Linked DNA regions of Mus musculus: region 1 is linked to region 2. A link is a loop called in an ENCODE intact Hi-C map of the cell type or tissue named here. Cell type or tissue: left cerebral cortex. All regions are shown on one strand.

What was found. A loop is a pair of places that touch in the nucleus more often than their neighbours do. Peaks named below come from ENCODE experiments on the same cell type or tissue, not always from the same donor. Only the 100,000 strongest peaks of a DNase experiment are listed, where the experiment ranks them.
Region 1: it touches region 2 in a loop (2.3-fold over the local background); 3 of 42 quality-filtered maps call a loop at or near these places.

What each region holds. Positions count from the first base shown.
Region 1 is chr10:110,807,431-110,815,430 of GRCm38, reverse strand. All of the region lies in intron 2 of 1700020G17Rik (RIKEN cDNA 1700020G17 gene), which reads left to right. Among named protein-coding and RNA genes, the nearest start is that of Gm36808, 13 kb to the right of the region's middle. In left cerebral cortex, a CTCF peak has its summit at 3,405 (motif pointing left); DNase peaks (open chromatin) are centred at 4,508 and 4,678.
Region 2 is chr10:110,915,565-110,923,564 of GRCm38, reverse strand. It overlaps Csrp2 (cysteine and glycine-rich protein 2), which reads right to left and starts at 3,389. Exons shown (of 6, transcript NM_007792.4): 1 at 3,311-3,389. In left cerebral cortex, no CTCF peak of the experiment used is centred here; a DNase peak (open chromatin) is centred at 3,534; H3K4me3 peaks cover 1,668 bases; H3K27ac peaks cover 1,287 bases.

The sequences.
Region 1 (8,000 bases), 110 kb after region 2:
GCTAAGGGTTGGGGCAAGAGAGACAGAGCCATAGTTTCAGTGTCATCTTAGTTAAGAACAGTTACATTCCTGGCTATGGCTTCAGTGCCATCTTGAAGGCAATCACATGACTGTCCACCATCTTTTGTTGTGGGACGTCCCCACTCCACCGCCATCTTGCTTGAGAACCTGACTTTAAAAGAAAGTTCTCCAAAGACACTTTTTAGTTGAGATAAGATTTTCATATGGTTTCAATCCTGTCTCAGTAAATAGGAGTTTTAATATTAGTTGAGAGTTTACAACGTTAAAAGTTAAAGATCTCTGCCTTAAAGACATGTTTAGCCTTGTTTTTGCTACTGTCATTAAGTTACAATATAATATTTGTGTTTGCCAAGTACCACCTAAAACAAATAATTAAAAACAGGCACAAATGGTCTCAGATATACTTGATAGGTACAAGCTCCCAATCTTGTCAGAGATCTGCTAAATATAACGTTAAAGGTTTAAGCTTACTATGACAGAGACTCCCAAGACCTAACAGTGACCTCCTGCCTTAGGTAGGGTTTTACTGCTGTGAACAGACACCAAGACCAAGAAAACTCTTATATAGGACAACATTTTTTTTAATTGGATGCATTTTAATGATTTCTTATACTGAAGGGCAATTTCAAGTGATCACATAAGTGGAATACATTAGTTCTTTTCATAATCTTATCAGATATGATGAATACATGTGCTTCAAGCGTTCATTTCCTTTTCAAATCTAGATAAATAAAACCTAGGGCAATGTTTAAAGGTGACAGAAAATACCAGCCCAGAGCATGGCCCTGTGACATGGGGATTATATTGAGTTACCAGCACACAGAAAAGAACAGTGGATGTGAGAGAGGCATCTGACACTCAGGGCTTTCCAAAAGCAGAAGATAAAACACCTTATGGAAGATACTGTTTCTCTACTGGGAGGAAAGTTGCATCATTATCACCAGGGAATGGGAGGTAAAACTGAGAAAAACCACCCTTGAATGCAGGTGTGCACCCACTGGGCATGTGCACACATGCACACAGCTGTAGTAGGAGAGAGGGCTCAGAAGGTAAAAGTGCTGGCTGCTCTTCCCCAGGACCTGCGTTCAATTCTTAGCACCACATGACAGCTGAAAATCATGTTTAATTCCCGTTTCATGTCAATGTAGGACAACATTTAATTGGGGCTGGCTTACAGATTCAGAGGTTCAGTCCATAATCATCAGGGCAGAAACATGGCAGCATCCAGGCAGGTATGGTACAGGAGGAGCTGAGAGTTCTACATCTTCATCTGAAGGCTGCTAGCAGAATACAGACTGGCTTCCAGGCAGCTAGGATGAGGGTCTTAAAGCCCGCACCTACAGTGGCACACCTACTCCAACAAGGCCACACCTTCTAATAGTGCCACTCCCTGGGACAGGTGGGTTGGGGGAGTCATGGTTCATTCTGGGGCTTTCCCTTGTACACTGCTATGCTAAATGAATTAGAAGAGATGGGTCAGTGGTTGCTTTTGATGTACTGAATAGGAAATCTGTGTTTCTTGCTTCAACGTAGGCAGATAATTTAGCTTTGTATCTTCAAACAATATATACTTCACTTGTATAAACCACTGTTAAGGATCGAATGACAGAGATGAATTTCACCATGGACTTGTTTTAGTTCTAAAGAATTAGATGAGTAAAGATAATGCCACCTCCTCTCCCAACTATGATAAATTCCCTATCATTTATACCATGTTGGGCAAGGGAAGTGACGATTCTTTTGTCAGTTTTAAATCTTATCTTTGCCTGCATAGCTCTGTAAATTGAGGACATGTTTTACCTGTGGCTGTGAAGCCTGCGAACTTGGACTTGGCGTGGTTTGGCAATATGTCACCTAACTGGGGACTCTTCTACATAATGTGACCCAGGCAGTAATATGGAATATTAGGTTAACTGGTGGTATTTTGCTGTTCAAGCTGGAGACGGAAGTCCATTTCCCATTGATTTAATTTAGATCTGTGCAGCAGGAAGCAAATAAAGAAAAGAATGAACATGGCTATTAAATGTGATTTCTTTCCTTAGTCACTTATCCTTTGAGACCAATGAATACCAGCACTCTGTAGAAAAAGCACCCTCCCTTTAGATGAAAGTTTCACTTAGTAGGCACACACCTTGAACCCTGGTACCCTCGAGGCAGGGGAAAGTAAATCTCTGCGAATGCCAGGCCAGCCAGCACTTCATAGAATGAATCCTTGTCTCAGAAGAATTTCACTTGGTATAAGTGGTTTTTTATATCCTAATACATAGTTGCTATTCAAGAAGCAACCGTTTAGAATTACAGGTGAGTTTGCCTACCGAGGTCATTATTCACTGAAACGTAATTTCGATTTTATTTCTCTTTTCCATATCTTCTTTCTATTCCTGTGGCTTCTTAAGAACACAGCCCAAGAAGAGCTGAGCGCTTTCTCCTCCTTGCCTCTGTCTGTGAGTGTGTGCATACGACGCTCCTGATGAGGAAGGCTAAGAACTTGGAAGCCTGTTGGCTTATGCAGTAGACCCATCTGTGCGGGGCTTGTCTTTCTCAGTGACCTTGGATCCTGAGATGATAAGGTCAAGTAAGGAAGAAAAACCAAAGTTCTCCAGACATGGCTGTGCCTCGTTTGTTTGCGCTTGCTTTTGTTTAGGTTTTCCTGCAGGAGTTCCTGGATGGCTGATCCTTTCTGCCTAGATTTTGGAAATACTATAATTATGCTAATTAAGCCAACTGATTGAACAAATGTAAAGCGCTTAGAATAGGTTCTTGGATGTTAGAGGTCCTCACGGCAAATTAATCACATTGTTGCACCCCAGGTTCCTTGCTGGGATCTCTAAAGCCATGTGTGTTTCTCAATTCAGAGGGGTTTATTTTGTATTTCAAAACAGAAATGAGGTGAACATACTGCATTGTCTGCAATATTTACAGCACCCCAAAATCAAATGCATTGATATTTCCACAGTGACATGTCAGCGTTCACACACCTCTTACTGTAATAAATAGTCTCAGGCTAACTTAGGCTTGAATTTGTCACTGTTTTAAAACTTTGGGGTTTTAAAACTTTGCAGATCTTATAGATAAGGATTATGAACCTGTATCATCATCATCACCACCACCATCAGTTTATTCTAACTTTTTTTTCCTGAATCTTACTTCTTCTTTTGACCCTGAACATAGCCAAGCTCATCTTTTAAATTCCAAAGCATATTGAGTCTACATCTACTAAATGCTTATACAATTCCTATGTTGAACTCTGGAAAGATGGCTGGCTCAGTGGTTAATAGCATGTTCTGTTCTTACAGAGAGCCCAAGTTTGGTTCCAAGAACATATGTCAGGCCACTCAAAAACTCACTAGTAAGTCTAATTCCAGGGGGATATAATGCCCTCTTCTGGACTCTGTGGGCAAATGTACACCTAGGACTCCACGTGGACACTCCCCCACCCCACCTCCACACACAAACACACAATTTTAAATTCTATATAATTAAAATACTTTTTAAAAAATTGTTACCTTTTAATCTGTCGTTTCTAGATTTATTTTTATTGGTTACTTTCTCTTTATGGGTTGTATTATCCTGTTTCTTCATATTCATGATAGTTTTCTTCTTGGACACCTTACCTTATAAATTTTGAAATGGCCAGTGCTGTGGATATTGCTGTATTTAAAAGAGTGTTGGACTTTGTTCTTGGAGGCAGTTAATTTCTTTTATGATTAACCTCAGACTCTAAGGTCTGCGTATTAGCATTCTAAGGGTCCGTCTAGCATAGCCTGCAGATGCTAAGGTTATTTATAGCCATTATTAAAACATGGTCCATCGCAGGGCAATTCTGTAGTCTTTACTGCCTTTCAGCTCTGTGATCTGAGCGAGTAATTTAAAGAACCAAAATCTTAGTTTCTGATTAATACATGAGGATGATGGTGAGTTTACAGAGTGCTGAAATGAGATGAGACAGTGTGTCAAGTATGGCGTGCACACTGAGTTCTCCATAAGCAATGGCCATCACCACCCTCACGTTCGATAATGAGTTACAGAAAGCTCTCCCTCTGAGGCCGGAAGCCAGGTGAGCATGTCCATGGTGTCCGTTTCTCTTCAGCCATTTCTACGGCTCAAAGTCCCATGCAGAATATTTAAAGCTGTAAACTACTGGCACAGACATATGGATCAATAGAGCAAAATAAAATGGGGGAATTTAAAAATCAAGATTGTGTGTGTGTGTGTGTGTGTGTGTGTGTGTGTAGGGGGTGAGAAGTTTTTGTTTTAAAAATATTTTAAAATTTTAAATATATTTCGATCATTATGGTCCCCTCCTCTAGAGGGGCAGGGAGGATCTGGAAGGAGGTGAGAAAGGGTAAATACCAGAAATAAAACCGTGGATCCCATGTGGCTACACTTTTCTTCTTGTAGGAAACTTCATGTAAAAATAGCAGCTGTACCATTTACATACTCCCACTAAGGCTGTGAAAGAGGCCCAGCTTCATTCATTCTCTCTCTCTCTCTCTCTCTCTCTCTCTCTCTCTCTCTCTCTCTCTCTCAAGGAAAAAAAAATCAAACTAACCTATAAGGTAAAATGTCAAAAAATGGAAACAAAGCCCCACTCACCACTACCACACACACTACACAACACAGAACATTTTGTGTTGGATAACTACTACTGGGCACCGTGCCTGCCCTGGAGTGAGGTTGATATACCTACACTCCATTAGTATTCCTTGTGCATACTGCCACAGGCTCTGTGAGCTCGTGTGTGCATTAGCCCTTGTTGTATCTGGAAAGCACTGCTGCTGTGGGGTCATCCAGCACCTCTGGTCCTTTCCTTTCTTTCTTTTTTTTCAAAAGGTATATCTATTTATTTTATGCATATGAATACACACTGTAGCTGTCTTCAGACACACCAGAAGAGGGCACCTGATCCCATTACAGATGGTGGTGAGCCACCATGTGGTTGCTGGGAATTGAACTCAGGACTTCTGGAGGAACAGTCAGTGCTCTTCACCGCTGAGCCCTCTCCAGCCGCCACGTCTGTGGGCTTTCAATCCCAGATGCCTGAGTTTTGAGATGAGGGGTTTGATGAAGACATCCCATTTGGGACTGAATGTTTCAAAGCATCTCACTCTTTGCACATTGCCTAGCTGTGGATCTCTGAGCATTCTTCCCCATGCAAATAGAGCATCACTAACATGTTAGCCTCAGCCAATAGAATGCATTTCCCTCCACCCCCAAGTCCCACCCCACTCCCCAAGACTCATATAGTCCCTGCCCACGTGGAACAGAAAGCACAAGATATTTCACCACGGATCGTCTAAGACAGCCTGGTTTTAACTTGGAGGAGGTCTCTCTCCCAGGAAACACTCATCATTGATCGTTTTTGACTTGCCTGCCTAGCGAGGTTCCCATTGTTCAGAGTCCCAACGTTGCTAAGCATTGCCCAGGACGCAGGCCCACAGCCACCTGATCCTGCACCAACCACCGAATGTCTTTACTCCATTTTTAAAAAGGTTTAATGCTATTCTGGCATTCCTGCCGGACCATAGCTCTGTGGATGCCATTTGTCCTGGACACCGCTTTACCCCTCCAGCCTAGTGTGCCGTGGAGTATAGCGTCGGGTGACACCCTTAGGAGAGGGAGCCCTCTCTGAGCCAGTGCAACAGCTGCATCTGGGCACCCCAAGAGGAGAGGTGGAACTGGAACCACAGAGACGCTTCTCGAATGACAGGTGACTGAGGCATTGCTATATAGTATAGCAATATGCAGGAGTCATTCTAATGCTGTTCCTTTAGTTGAACAATACTATTAGGTTTCCCCCCTTGGCCTATCTAGTCTCAGGTTATTGGCCACTTTAGCAGTTTCAGGTATGGATTCTACCTTTTAGAGTGGGTCTTTAAAAAGTGTGGTGGGCCACTTCCATAACATTTGTAACTTTTGTGCCAGCCACCATTGTACCAGTATATCTTGCAGGCAAGTGGCTATTTTTGTGGGACATAGTGTTTGTAGCTGGGTAGTATAGATGACCACTAGAATTAGGTTCTTGAAAGACATGACCATAGTCATCACTGAGAGGTTTATAATACACAAAATAATGTGATACAAACCTTAATGAGTAAGCAGATAAAGGAAATATAACGGAACACTATTTGAAACTTGTCAGAAGAGAGGAAGATGGATGTTGCTAGGGACTTGAGAAGAGAAGGATGCGGAGGTGACCTTTAGTGTCATTTATGTAAGACAGACCATGTCTGTGGATCATGTTACATACTGAGCCTATAATTAACAAATCCGTGCTAACATCTCATATTGGACATTTTCACTAAAGTAAAAGAAGAGCTTTCAATGCGTGTAGTGTCTTTCATCTTGTCTGCATCAATTCACTCAGCTTAAGAGTTCCGTGGAAGAAGAATGAAAGCGAAGACAAGAACAGCATCCATCATCCAAGCATCCTGTCTGAGGAATTAATGTTTCTCCCTATTGACTGCCCTTTGAGGGGACAGGAAGAGACCTGTCATGGGTTATCTGGTGTGTTTTGTGTTTTCAAAGCTCTTCCAAAAGTGTAGCATGAAGTTTAAACTTTTGCTCAGGCATTGATTATTTTTGACTGGTGACATTTATTCATTAATTGCAATGTGTAGCCTGTTCTTAGATAGTTTCGATTAGTGATATCTCCTGTGTCAGACACAGAATGCTTCAATTAATCTAAGACTAACCTAACACCTTCCAGTTTCCAGCTAGAAAGTGGACGAATGCCGTAGAAGCTTAATAAAGAGGAAGGGCCCCAACCCCACACCGAAATCGTATCCAAAAGCTTCAGTTTTGCCTTGACTGAGATGGAAAACTGAGGCTTAGAATGAAACAGAGCGGGGTTTCAGAAGGCACTGAGCACTCTCTGCCAAGGGCACTCTGTGACCATTTCTTACTGTGCATGCAATGTTCAATAAACACTGCCATCTTTTCCTCGCCTTTCCTCCCTTTCAGCTTTTCTTTCTCTACCATGCAATCTTCTATATAGACGTCTCTCATATATGGTCCTAAATATAGATGATAATATAATAACCCTACAGCTGCAATCAGAATGGAAAGGTAAGATGGTTTTTATTGGTCTTGACTGTTGTTTTGCTTTTGAGACAGGACCTCATCATGTAGCCCAGGTTAGCCTTGAACTCCCAGTCCTCCTATCTCAGCCTCCGAAGGATTTTTTTTTTTAAATCACGTTGTTTTACTTATTTAGATTGATCTTAGGTCATCTGGCTCTGACTTAGGTCACCAAGCTCTGAGGCAAGCTCCTCTTCTAAAACAGCAGCCCTGCCAGCCTGGACTGTTCTTGTTGGCCCTCCTCGATAACCTGTAGCTATGCTACCTGTGAGTTTGGATTCCTCTTCCTTTCTCTGTGGTCAGCAGAACCGACTCTCTACAAGACAACATGGAGAAATATCCAAACTATTTCCAGATTGTCTTGCTCTGCTTTGTAAATTGTCTAGAATATCATGATCTGCCTGTTGGAATGGCCTCGTGAGGTGAATTTGTCATATTTCTTCAATTCCTCACTCTAGAGATGAGAACAATAAAGTATAATAGAAGTGATTCAAAACAAAACAAAACCACAACCACAACCACAACAGCAACAACAAACTACCAGCCACTCAGGCCGTGCCAACACCAGGGCTCTTCATTCCACTTCTAGTCAAGCAAGGGAAGAAGAAAGAATATGTCCAGAGCTTCCATGGAACTCATTAGAGAGGGAGTTTTTGTTATTAAAGTGGAATGTGCAAACTAGTCTGAATTCCCAGGGGGGAGCTTTATCAGAGTGGGAAGGTGTCTGCTGTCCTAGAAGATTGATGCCAAGATGCCAATTTTATCCCACAACAGTATCACTGTTTTTGTTGAGTACTTTGTCAGTTTTTCTAAATAATTTCAAGGAGAGAGAAAGAATTAGGCTCACTGTTTGAGGGAAAGCAAATGAAAACTGGGAAATGTCCAAACCAAGTTGAGGA
Region 2 (8,000 bases):
TGCCCGGTCACACTCTGTAATTAAACGCGGATATGCTGTAAGTTTGGTAATCTCTGGACCCAACCCATCCCAGAGCAATCAGCAATCTGTGAATGTGACCAGATACTTCAGAACTATTCACACAATTCAACATCCTCACCTTCTGCACATGGAGAACCTGGATTTAGATGCCAAGATTCCTGCGTATTTGGCAAATGATAAAGATAACATTTTATCTGCCAGTTTTCTTATTTTAAAAATGAAAGTGATGCTGATTTATATCATAAAGCTGTTCTGAGATTAAACAATATATGCAAACCACCCTTACAATAGTGTCTGTTACATAGCAGGTAGTCACAATGACAAATACTCCTGTAATATTTACCATATTCATTTACATTGTTTATTGATATAGTCTTCACAACTAAATGGTAAGTAGGCATTGCCATGATTCTCATTTTTTATGGCTGGAAAACCTGGTAAATATTAACTATGAAAACAAGAGACTTAGAACACCAATAGAGCTCACTGGCAGCCACAGAGATAGCAGTACTGTCACCTGTGGCTATGCCAAAGATTCGTAGCATTTGCTATACTAGATTCGATTCTCTCTCCATTCCTTTTGTGAAGCCACCAGGAAACCGTTCCTACAGTTAACTGTCAAGGCCCTTCGCCTTGCTGTATCCAAATCTGTCTGAACTTTTATTACTAGGCAAAAGCAATTAGTACTGTTGGCACAAGGAGCTCGTGAAAATGCAAGGACCTGGCTAAGTCTCTGCAAATGATTCACACACAGTACACTATGGCTCTCCCTCTACAGCCTACAACAATAAAATCTAACAGCCAGAAGCCGCGCCTTGCTTTCCCTAGAATGCAGAATGAGAAGCAGTCCTCTAGATCTTGATTTTCAATGCAAGAAATTCAACTCCTTCAAATCTCAGTCACACGTGCTGTCTCTTATATATTTAAAAACGTTTTGGACCAGGCACAGGTCTGTAATCCCAGCTTAGTTGGGAGACTCTGACAGGATGGTCTAAAGTTCAAGGCCAGCCTAGGAAACTGCAAAATTTTGTCTCAAAATGAAAAAAATTAAAAGGGTGGATTGTGGCTCCCTTCAGAGTCCTTGCTTAGTATTCACGAGGTCCTAGGTTCAAGCCCAGTACTATAAACAACACACAACAAGAAGCCACAGGTTTGGAGAAGAGGCCTGGGACATACAAACAGGATTCCTTCCCTAGGTGTTACCCAACCGACAGGACCCAGGAGCTGGCAAGCAAATTCCAGTCCAGGCAGTGATGGAGTCCTGAGGAAACCTCGGGAGGTCTGAGGATGGAGGGAAGGGCTGGGGGATGTTCAAGTGGAAGTCCCCTCTCTCTGGAGAGACTCCCACCAAGAACCATTTCACTCCAAGTTTCAGAAAGCGCAGGAAGTTATCTAAAACCACAAGCAACCCACCACATACATATCCCTAAGGTTGTACCTTGTACTTAGGCATTCCTTACACACACACCCTACCCAGACACACCCTTTCCCTCTCCCCCACCACCCCAGCAAGGATGCTATTAGACCTATTTCACAAGGCTGAGACCAGAGAGTGTTAACGTGTTAGGGGCACCAAACCAAGGGGTACTGACTTGGGAGTGACACTCTAGACTTGATTTCTGCCCTCCCATGTTACACCTCCTCTCCCTTAGAGGGTCCCCTATGTCCATCTCATTCATCCCTCTCATTTGTAACAGAAGGAAAATGGAAACCAAAGGCTTGAGCTCTCAAAGCTATGTATTGACAGAGTTATGCCTGGACCTAGTATCCTGTCCCCCTACTTGATACCAACATTTATGCTATCTTTTAATAAAGATACAATTTCCCTCAAGTCCAAGACTGTGCAACTTCACCAGGATGGCCCTCCAATCAGTACTGATTTTAGCATGCTCTTGAGCATATTCCATATCAGCCAAAAATTTTCAAACAAGATTGGGAGGAATCTGTTAACAATTTATGGTGTTAAAAAAAAAAAAAAAAAACACCACGTTGGCTGAAATCTGTTAATAAATATCTACTGCTCCCCACAACGGGGCCTTGTCTGTTCCCGCCTTCTTTATTCAGTTAACAAGCACCGAGGTGTGCTCCAACATATTCAAGATAACTAAGCAAACAGTGTTCCAGAGACTCATGGGATGTATACGTCTATGGCAACCTGGCTATAAAAAGTGGGGTCAAACAGCCTTGAGGAGTAATGAAGGAATTATCAGTAACAATTACAAGGCAATGGCAGAGAATAGGGTCCCAAATGTCACTTGTATGCAGTGTTGAGATTGTATGAGTCTCTCTTTTGAAATCTACCGTTTAAATCTTTCTTGAAGAATCTGGGTACAAGAATCACTTCCTTTTTGGATTCTTTGGTTTTATGTAAGTAGAGATTAAGCACGCATTGAAAAAGTCAATAATTTAACTATTTTCGCTGCCCAAGTTAAAAAATTACTACACCCAGCCCCCCCCCCGCCCCGAACTGAAAAGCATTTAATAAAGTAAAAATGTATGCGACTCAAACAAAACAGGTCAAACCAAATATTTACTCAAAAAGTAATCAGGTAAACAAATAAAGTTCAAAGTCCTGGCTTCCAAGGGGGCAGAAGTTTCAAGAGCTCTCCCCTCACCTCACCCCTTACCTCACGGATGCCTATAACTATTATCTAGCTCTGAACCCATACTGTGACTTTTAGGACCTGTTGCAGAATTTCAGAACCAAGCAATGCTGTATCCTTGTTTGTACTTTAAAGGTAGAAAGCACCAGGAAAAGCTAGGAATGTTCAACTAGAATTTCACTATGGTTCCTTCTGTGCCGGGTGGGCAGAGACCACCGAACAAAGGCGATGGCCAGGAGCTCCGTTTCGCCACAGGAGAACTGGAGCTCAGAGGGTATGGAGACGCCCACCACCCCAGAGTACCCACCCAATTCCCGAGAAGGTCGTCAGGGCTGGGCAGACACACCCTTGGGGCACTGGAGCCCCGAAGCCTCTAACCCCTCCTACCCGAAGGGGAGAATCAGCCCTGGGAGGGAGCCTGGGGCTACAAAAAGAGGCATTGGCGGCCACGAGAAACTCCCAGCTCGCCTCTCTCCCAGAGAACAGGATGGAAAATTAAAGGTCACAGGGGATGATTTACCTGCCCCAAGGACATGAGGTCCCAGGGCAGGGATGGTCTGGGGGCGACAGCAGGTGTGCTAGTGGACCCCGCATTGGGGCAGAAGTGAGAGGACGGGTGGAAGCATAGTCAGGAGCAGGGGTGGAGATGACAGGGACCGCGGGGCTGCAGGCTTCCTAGGACTCACCCGAGTGGGAGGAGGGAGCACGCGGCGGGCGGAGCTAACGAGGTCTGACCGAGGAAAGCCGCGGGCGGATCCGGAGACTGGCGGGAGCGCGTGTGCCCGCTTTTAAAGACTTATGTTGGGCGTGGCCTTGTTCGCCACGCCCATCATCGGTCATGCCCCTCGGGGTGTGCGATGGTCTCCGCCCGGCCCGCTGAGCTGGGCTCCCGCTGCGGGTTTCGAGCTCTGGCCCCGAGACAAAAGACCGGAATCCCGCCTCTTCCTGCGGCTTCCCGCGCGTCCGAGTCTCCCACCGTCTCCGGCTGCTCCTACCCGCCGGTCCCGGGACGTCCGGAGCACTCAGGATCGGCCCGGAGCCAGCGAGATCCGGTGTCGCCCCGTGGGATTCCCGCCACCCTTTACTGCACAAACGCCATATGTTAGCCTCCGGGGTGCAGGACTCCCCGGTGCAGGATAGTCTCTGGTCAGAATCCCGGCTTCTGGAATCCGCAGCTTTCCTGTCGCGAAAGAGCTGCATTCCTCATCTAGACTAAACAAATGACGTTATGAAAACACCTCATTCCCCAAGTGTTTTGCTTTCCCCCACCACTCTTTGCTGAGGGGGGAAGAAACCCACAACCCACGCAGAAACCCTGGCGCCAAAAGGCTTCGGGTTTCAGTTTGCAATTGTTTGCAGTTGTCCGAAAAGTCCAGGGATGTCTCGCCGGCGAAGACAGCAGAAAGGACCTAAAATCTGGGCTTGAGGTGACATATTATTGTTCTAGACAAAAAGCAAAATAATGTCATCTCTATCTGGTTTGTATTCTAGGACATTTGGTGATCCACTTCTCTGTCATCAGTAGTGGGTTGCCCTAAGAATTAGTATTTGAAGAGTGGTGACCTCCACGCCGCAATAGGCAGCGACCAAAACTACTCCCCTCTGTCACAAATCGATCACCCCTTTCATCCAGGCGCAACATCATGCTGTTAATAGCCTAGTTCTTTGGTGGGGGTTAGGATGACTTTAACTGATAGATGCCAGTACCCTCGCGTTGCGACAATAAAAAATTTCCCGCTTACGTTGCCAAAGGCCCTGTTAGGGGGGGTAGGAGGAGGCAGAGTTGAGGAAGGCCCCTCCGGTGACAAAGTACAGGCCTGGTTTATGCCTTTTTATGTCGTATGCTGGGCCCAATCCAAAATAAGCTCGTAATTGCAGCCAGATTCTCTGTCCACCAAGGACTGTTGAAAAACAGTGCAAGTAGTGATTGACATCTCCCCCAGATTGCGGCAGGAGTTTGAAAGCATGGGTGCCTGCTGTGAGCTTTTCTAAATACCAGCAATTCTTACATTCACGATTCCGATCTGTTTGCTTTACCTCCGCAGCTTGCTGCACTTCTTACGGGAGGGGCTTCTGGTTTGTTTTCACTGAAGGAAGCAGGGTAGTTCATGTTCCCTTTTTTTCAGCAAGCGATTGTCCTTTTTCTGCTACTCCTGAGGTCCACTAGAGTTTCTCTGAGGAAGGGGCCTAAGGACTGGACCTGTTGTTTTTCTGTCAAACTATCTGTCCCTACAGTCTAAGGTCAAAACTTATCATGTGTAGCAAAGCTATTTATGGAAGTTGTGGTGGGTTTGAACGAAGACGGCCCCATAGGCTCATAGGAAGCGGCACTATTTGAAGGTGTGGCCATTTTGAGTGGGCGTGGCCTCTTTAGAGGCAGTGTGTCATTGGGGGTGGGCTTTGAGGTTTCAGAAGCGTAAGGTCCAGTGTGTCTCTTTCTTCCTGCTGCCTGCCCACCAAGATGTAGAATTCTCAGCTGTCTCTCCAGCCTCACAGCCTGTGTGCTGCTATGTTCTCCGCCACGATGATAATGGACTAAACCTCTGAACTGTAAGCCAGCTCCAATGAACTATTTTTCTTTATAAGACTTGTGACAGGAGCTGGTGAGATAGCTCAGTGAGTAAGAGCACTGACTGCTCTTCTGAAGGTCCTGAGTTCAAATCCCAGCAACCACAATGTAGCTCACAACCATCTGTAATGAGACCTGACGCCCTCTTCTGGAGTGTCTGAAGACAGCTATAGTGTACTTACATATAATAAATAAATAAATCTTAAAAAAAAAAAAGACTTGTAACATCTTTTCACAAAAATAGAAACCCTAAGACAAAAGTAGTTCTGTTGTCTGTTCTCTGTATATATTTCAGTAAACCCGGGACTGGTGTACATTGATTTTTTTTAAATGTATTTGTATTTAACTATCAATATTTTAAAATATCATTTACTTATTTAAATGTTTAAAGTCGGAATTTCAGTTGTGAATGTGAATAAGTTCTTTTAGCTTTTAAAATAGAAATGGTAGTGAGAAAAGGTGTGACTTTTGGCTAGAACACGTGGTCTCAACACTCAGCTCCGCAGTGTGCCAGCTTGGTTCTGAAACAGCCTCGCAGGCAGTGATTCTCGACCTTCCTAACACTGCAACCCTTTAATGCAGTTCCTCATGTTGTGATGACCCCTTACCATGAAATCAGCCCCAGTGACATACTCCTTCCAACAAGGCCACACCTCCTAATCCTTCTCAAACAGTGCCATTCCTCGTGACTGGACACTCAAACATAGGAGCTCATGGAGGCCATTCTTATTCAAGCCATCACATCTATAAGATAACACTATGCAGCTTGTAAGAGAACAAATGATTTGCTGTATGCAAAATACCAAGCATAGCACCCGGCCCAAGCTAAATATTCCCTAGGTGATTGTTATATTAGGAATGGATATCATAAAACCCCGTTTTGCTTTTTAAAGAAAGAAGCAGAGGTCGTCTTCTGCTAACCAGTCAAGATACCTTCTTAAAGGTTTTGAAGTAGAGAGGTATTAAGTGTTCTCTAAAACAACTAGGAGAATTTAGTAGAAAGAGATTTGTGTGCCTGGAGAAGGGCTAGTTGGAAAAATTCAACTTTGTGGGCAAGACTAAGTCCTCCTTACGGCCACATAGTTCTTATCTGTTTGACCCCTTCAACCTTGAAGGCAAAATGGAAGGTTTTAAAAAAAAATGTCTAGAAGGAGTTTTCATTTTCCACACAGTGCCTGTGTATCAGATCCTTCCATGTCTGGAACCAATTTTCAGTCAAAATTCTGTGCCAAGGTCAGTGTCCTGAGGCAACTTGAACCAAGGCTGAGTTCCTTTATAACGTTGTGTTTGAAGCTTAGATTTTTCAAATAGTCGTATTGTTTCCATTTCTTATCTTTTCTTAAAAGCTGCCAATCAAACTGCTGTGACTAGACACCCAAAGCCTCTTTAGTTTAAGGCGGAGCCCTCTTTCCTAGGAGCCACCTAGACTAGAAGGGAAAGGAGTTGTTAAATCCATCCTGAACAGAGCAGGTGGTTCCCATTTTGCTCATGGGCAACACAGAAAACAAACAAGCAAACCCAGCTGCTCTGTGGCTGAAGTCAAGTAACAGCAGCGCTGGGGATTTTAGTGTCTTGGTGCTCGCCGTGGTGATGCTCTCAGAGGCGTTTTCTAACAGAAAACACGTTCCCCGTTTCCCGTGTTTAAATTCTGAGAGCAGAGAATCTCCTTCTTGGTATTTGTCATAGCTGTGTGTTTTTAAATCTGCCACAGACTCCTGTGTCCTCATCCGCGTTTCTTCTAACTCAATCTATCTCATCAGTGGGCACAAATCTCCTTTCATATCATCTTTTCTTACCATGTTTTTTTTAATGCCTTCTTTTAGACAAGGGTTCCCTGGCTTTCCCATCTCTGTGCATACTTCGTTGTTGTTGTCGTTGTTATTGTTTTGTTGTTATAATTGAGTTCTTCTAGCTCCACACACGTGATAAGGCTACACATTTCACCTGCGTTTCAGCCCCTCCCATGCTGGGTCACTTTCCCATCTTTTCGATTGGAGGCATCAGACTCTTCGTTGCCATTCACAGTCACGTGACAACATTACCTCAGCCTTCCATCCACTTCGTTTCAAAATGTCTGCCTATGTTTTCTCTAGATTTGGTATTTATCATCCCTGGGCTTGGGGGATGGGCGGCTTTCCCACTTCACAAATGCTCCTTGGATTGAGTGTTTGTCATCTGTGACTGTCTGATTTGGTTTGGTTTTGAGCCCTGTCTTGTTGTAGTATACAGAGTGCTGGTAAGTTCTTGGCCTTAAGTGGCCCTCCTCTCTCAATCTCACCAAATGCTGGGACGACCTATGTCTCCCATCATGCCTGGCTTATTTAGAATTCTTAAACCGGTCCCGTTGCTTTTCAACTTCTGTTTCTGGGGATTCTTTTCAGATGGCAAAAATCCTGTCTATCTTATAGTCTTTAAAAAAAAAAAAAAACCTACAAAAGTGTCCTCAGTCCTTGTGTTAGGTATTTGGGGTCCCCTCTCTGTATCCACTCCCCTCAACCCATTGAGTGTCTGAACAGTTTCAGGGAAGTGATTCTACAGACCTCATTTAGTGTGGAGCAGAGCAGCCAACCATGGCGCCTGAATGATGATGAGAATGGAGAGCAGAGGAAACTCAGAGCCCCCTGGAAAGTGTTGGATGCAGAAAGGAATCCTAGAGGTGTTATGGCTTGCTAGGGAGCTGTGACTCTAGAAAACTGGCCCAAGAATGAGTCTACACAGAAGACAGAGAAACAGAGCTGAGAACACCTCCACGCAAAGTTTGTCTACCTTCAGTCTCTCTTCATTAGGGCAGCCAATGAGTTCCTGAC